Regions from separate parts of the Mus musculus genome. Here region 2 is linked to region 1. A link is a loop called in an ENCODE intact Hi-C map of the cell type or tissue named here. Cell type or tissue: left cerebral cortex. All regions are shown on one strand. Each heading gives the region's core, and the rest is flanking DNA. Links, peaks and the distances in the headings are about the cores only.

Region 1 (2,928 bases), core at 95-2,594:
CCACCTACTTAGGGACCTTTTAATTAATTAGCTTCCCAATTCTTCACAGCAATGTTTGGTGTTTTGAATTTTTGCTTCCTTGCTTCCTTTCTTGCTCGTTCCTTTGCTTTTAATTTGTCTTTTTCTTAAACTCATCTAATCAGGCTGGAGGCCCACCCTCCCCATCAGGAACCACTCCTCCAACTCTGTTGCAGGCTGCCTCTCACACAACTTCCCATGACCTACTCTGCACAGCTTCCCCACAAGGTTGCTGCCAGACTAGACCAGAACTGGATGTAGTAGGACACTGCACCTGGGTTCTGAACCCTTCAGATACAACGCATACTAACTTCTCATATTGTGAGTCTTTTCCTCTGGGCTAAAAATGCACACAATTAAGAAATCCCTTTGAATTCTGATGCTCAGAACAGATACCCAAAACAAACAATAACTTAGATAAAATGTCCTTGGCTCAAACCGCAAACCATAGAGGTATCCTATAAGGAGCACAATTTATGTGATATCCAAGACAAAGAATTGAAAACCCACAGTAATGATCAAGGAGATGAAAGTTTGTAAACCATGTAAATCCACTCAGAGAGGAACAAAATAAATCATGGGCAAGAAAATAATACCAGATTCCTGAAGGAAATGACAATATAAAATATTAAAATTGAGTTCAATAAATGCTTAGAAATGCCAAAAAAAAAAAAATCCTGAAGAGAAAATGCAGTGAGGCAAATAAAATTGATACATAGAGAACCTGTGGGAGACAGATTATCAGACTTAAAGAAAAAGTAGAGGAGGTGGATGCCTCAATCAAAGAAAATGATGAATTAAAATGATGTTAGGTCAAGGCACAATATTATTTACTGCATGAAGGATGAGGCAATAAATGAAACTCCTTCGGAAAACTGTCCTGATCTTTATCAAAAAAAAAAGTAAGGAAAGGAAGTAAGAAGGAAGAAAGAAAGAGAGAGAGAGAGAGAGAGAGAAAGAAAGAAAGAAAGGATAAAAGGATGAAAGAAAACTAGAACAAAAATGCAATACATACTGCACTGTTGGTTGATAAATGGTTTCCTGATTGTTCCCTGTAACACTCTATGACACCCATGCATGTCAGCATAAGTGGGGGAAAGGAGACTCGAGATTTACCCAAGTCTCATTAGACTATTGCTAGGAAGTCAACTCTTTTCATGATTGTAATGAGTTCCAGGATTCTCATGTGACCTCTTAGGTTCAAAACCTGTTGTGATGATTATGAGAGGTTAAAATGGATTCTAGCTCAGCATGGAGGTGAGAGCTCAGAAGCACAAGCCCAAACCTGGGGGTCTGTCTTTAAATAGGGTTCTGTGCCCATGGACACCTTTCAGATGGCAGGGTTACTTGTTTCCCATTGTGTTGAGTTTTAGTTTTCCCCATATTGTACTTATGCAAAAAAAAATGTCACAAGTTAATTGATTCCTCATATGTGAATAGATTAAACATACTGGTGATTAATAATGCATCTGAGTTAAGGAAAGAAATAAAAGCCTTTCCCTCAGAGCATTTAACTAAGTGTGAGTCCAAAGTTGAATTCTCTACTTCATGTTCCCTGTGCCTTCCAACCTGTGTGTCTGTTCAGTTAGTTTAAATCTGTAACTTCCTGAAGGCTGCCTTGAGTATCTCTCCCTTTCTGTCTGCCTTTTGTCTCCATGTTTGTGTCTACCTGTGTAATCTGTTGTCTGTTTGTATCTCTCTGGCTGACCTTAATAGAGAGCTTTGGAGTGTTTCTAGAACATCAAGGGAACCATCACATGGGGGAAAGAATGGGATAGTGAACAATAATCTTTAACAGAGTTTTATAAAGGATTAGGTAACTGGGTCCACATGATCAAGACAATAAACATTTATAAACATGACTTTTATCAACCATACCCATAACTGTTTATGCATTTTGAAATGTGCTTTAAGCCTGTATTTCATGCTTTCAGTAAATGACTCACATGCAGTTTCTGGGCAGGACATGAAAAAGTACATAAATTATCATTTATCAACGCATCAAGTTAGATCTTTTATATAATACATTGTCACACTTATGGTTCTGCTAATGCATAGGAAAGCACCATGGAGCAAGACTTCATGGAGTTCTGCTCGATATATTCTTCATAAGATGTTTGCAAAAAAATTTTTTTCTTTGAAAAGTACGACTTTATAAGTGTATGAAGATGATTCAAATGAAGTCTTTGAATACTGAAGGAGATGGAGTTCCAGTTGATCTTGTATTTTTCACTGTGTTACATAAAGTGAGCTGCTAGCCAAAGTGGTCTCATAAAAATACCCAAAGATTGCAGGACACTGACAACAAAAGAAAGGGCTTGCTTTTTATAAACTGACAATAAGTGTTCATTGCTAAAGACAGGACTGACACAACTCATTGTATATGAAGTGGTCAAACTGGTGCCTCCAAGAACATTGACTCTTATATTCCAGTGTCCTCGTTATGGGAAAGTGCTTTGCAAGCTACACAAAGTGAAATATATACACAGAACCAACCAAAAAAGTCTTTGATCTATATTTTCTCGTTCTTCCAAAATATGCTAGGTCAAAGATATCATGAATTTATTGGGAATAACCAATCAAAGTCTAATTTGACTTAAATACCAATAGCACTCTGGTTAAATGTTATATATTTATGATAAACAAGGGTGTGTGGACATGACTACTGGGAGTGTTTGTGGACACACACACCAGTGTTATAAATAATGAGAAGGAGGTTTCTATATAGTGTAAAGCATAAAACTTTCACGGGAGCAGTCTCCTAGCTATCGTTTAAATTTAAGACAAGTCAAACCTATGACCTCATACATAGATACCTCTTAACCTCTCACTGGCTCTGTTCCCATCTATCTGTTCTCTTCTCTGTCTCCCACTAAATCTCCTACATCTGCATTCTCCTCCCTACATCTC
Region 2 (2,928 bases), core at 315-2,814, 180 kb after region 1:
TATTATTTACTGCTCGAAGGGTGAGACAATAAAGAGAAACTCCTTTGTAAAATTGTCTAGATTTTTGTCAAAATAGAAAAAAAAAGAAAAGAAAAGAAAGTAAGAAGGAAAGAAAGAAAAAAACTAGAAAAAAATTACAATACATACTGCACTGTTTGTTCGTAAATGGTTTCCTGATTTTTCACTCTCACACTGTATGTACACCCATGCATATCAGCATAAACTGGGGAAAGAAGACTCGAGATTTACCCAAGTCTCATTAGACTATTGTTAGGAAGTCAACTCTTTTCATGATTATAATGAGTTCCAGGATTTTCATGTAACCTCCAAGGTTTAAAATCTGTTGTGATGACTGTGAGAGGTTAAAATGGTTTCTAGCTAAGCATGGAGGTGAGAGCTCAGAAGCACAAGCTCAGACCTTGGTGACTGTCTTTAAAGAACAGGGTTCAAAGCCCATGAACACCTTTCAGATGGCAGGGCTACTTGTTTCCCATTATGGTGACTTTTAGTTTCTCCCATATTGTACTTATGCAAAACAAAAAATGTCACAAGTTAATTGATTCTTCATAAGTGAATAGATTAAGCATACTGGTGATTAATAATGCATTTGAGTTGAGTTAAGGAAAGAAATTAAAGCCTTTCCCTCAGAGCATTTAACTAAGTGTGAGTCCAAAGTTGAATTCTCTACTTCATGTTCCCTGTGCCTTCCAACCTGAGTGTCTGTTCAGTTAGTTTAAATCTGTAACTTCCTGAAGGCTGCCTTGAGTATCTCTCCCTTTCTGTCTGCCTTTTGTCTTCATGTTTGTGTCTATCTGTGTAATCTGTTGTCTGTTTGTATCTCTCTGGCTGACCTTAATAGAGAGCTTTGGAGTGTTACTAGAACATCAAGGGAACCATCACATGGGGAAAGAATGGGATAGTGAACAATAATCTTTATCAGAGTTTTATAAAGAATTAGGTAACTGGGTCCACATGATCAAGACAACAAACATTTATAAACATGACTTTTATCAACCATACCCATAACTGTATATGCATTTTGAAATGTGCTTTAAGCCTCTGTATTTCATGCTTTCAGCAAATGACTCACATGCAGTTTCTGAGCAGGACATGAAAAAGTACATAAATTACCATTTATCAACGCATCAAGTTAGATCTTTTATATAATACATTGTCACACTTATGGTTCTGCCAATGCATAGGGAAGCACCATGGAGCAAGACTTCATGGAGTTCTGCTCGATGTATTCTTAGTAAGATGTTTGCAAAAAAAAATTTTTTTTCAAAAGTACGACTTTATAAGTATATGAAGATGATTCAAATGAAGTCTTTGAATACTAAAGGAGATGGAGTTCCAGTTGATCTTGTATTTTTCACTGTGTTACATAAAGTGAGCTGCTAGCCAAAGTGGTTTCATAAAAATACCCAAAGATTGCAGGACACTGACAACAAAAGAAAGGGCTTGCTTTTTATAAACTGACAATAAGTGTTCATTGCTAAAGACAGGACTGACACAACTCATTGTATATGAAGAGGTCAAACTGGTGCCTCCAAGAACATTGACTCTTATATTACAGTGTCCTCGTTATGGGAAGGTGCTTTGCAAGCTACACAAAGTGAAATATATACACAGAACCAACCAAAAAGTCTTTGATCTATAATTTCTCCTTCTTCCAAAATATGCTAGGTCAAAGATATCATGAATTTATTGGGAATAACCAATCAAAGTCTAATTTGACTTAAATACCAATAGCACTCTGGTTAAATGTTATATATCTATGATAAACAAGGGTGTGTGGACATAACTACTGGGAGTGTTTATGGACACACCAGTGTTATAAATAATGAGAAGGAGGTTTCTATATAGTGTAAAGCATAAAACTTTCACGGGAGCAGTCTCCTAGCTATCGTTTAAATTTAAGACAATTCAAACCTATGACCTCATACATAGATACCTCTTAACCTCCCACTGGTTCTGTTCCCATCTATCTGTTATCTTCTCTGTCTCCCACTAAATCTCCTACATCTGCATTCTCCTCCCTATATCTCTTTTTTTTTTTTTTTTTTTTTTTTTTTTGGTTTTTCGAGACAGGGTTTCTCTGTATAGCCCTGACTGTCCTGGAACTCACTCTGTAGACCAGGCTGGCCTCGAACTCAGAAATTCGCCTGCCTCTGCCTCCCAAGTGCTGGAATTAAAGGTGTGCGCCACCACGCATGGCTCCTACATCTCTTTTTATATCTAGAAATTCCACCCTCCAGTTCTTGTCCCAGGAATTGGATGTCAGGTTTTTTTCTTACAAGCAATCAGGTGTGAGACATCACCAGAATTTCTGTGGATTGCCTTTAGGCATAGAGAGCTGCCTGCCCTTCAAGCATCTCAGCCTGTGTTGAAGGACAACTGTTTACAAATATAAGGCTGGTGATGGGCCATAGAAATTACAATATCAAGATCCTGATGGCACTTAGTTCTCTGACTATATAGCAATAAAAATTTGAAAATACACAGACACAGCTGCAGAAAAGGGTAAGAAATTCAACTCAATACATGTGGAGAATCCATGCAGGCCAGAAGAAGAAATTGGGGCTCACAGGTTGGAATGTCACTTTGATGTAGAGTCTGACCTCAAATGAAGAGGAATATTCCTGCCACGGTGTTCTGATTGCTGGGATTCTGCCAGTAGCACATGCATGTTTTATGTCTATAGAGTCAGCAATGTAGTCACACTTTGTATATCTCAACAACACAATTTATATTCTAGAAAACATCTGTTGACCATCTTTCCATTTACACTAACACGACATTAACATCCTAAGAACTAGATACATCCATAAAAAATATTTTTTCTGTAGAGGGCAAAAGGAAACTATGGTCAAAAAATGAGCTCTATGGTAACCAGGAATGTAAAACCACAGGGTTTTCTCTTCAGTG

Evidence for each region. A loop is a pair of places that touch in the nucleus more often than their neighbours do. Peaks named below come from ENCODE experiments on the same cell type or tissue, not always from the same donor. Only the 100,000 strongest peaks of a DNase experiment are listed, where the experiment ranks them.
Region 2: it touches region 1 in a loop (27-fold over the local background); 30 of 42 quality-filtered maps call a loop at or near these places.

What each region holds. Positions count from the first base shown.
Region 1 is chr4:145,582,170-145,585,097 of GRCm38, reverse strand. No RefSeq gene overlaps it. Among named protein-coding and RNA genes, the nearest start is that of Gm13212, 1.6 kb to the left of the region's middle. In left cerebral cortex, for the core only: no CTCF peak of the experiment used is centred there; no DNase peak of the experiment used is centred there.
Region 2 is chr4:145,406,429-145,409,356 of GRCm38, reverse strand. No RefSeq gene overlaps it. Among named protein-coding and RNA genes, the nearest start is that of Gm42346, 4.3 kb to the left of the region's middle. In left cerebral cortex, for the core only: no CTCF peak of the experiment used is centred there; a DNase peak (open chromatin) is centred at 1,477.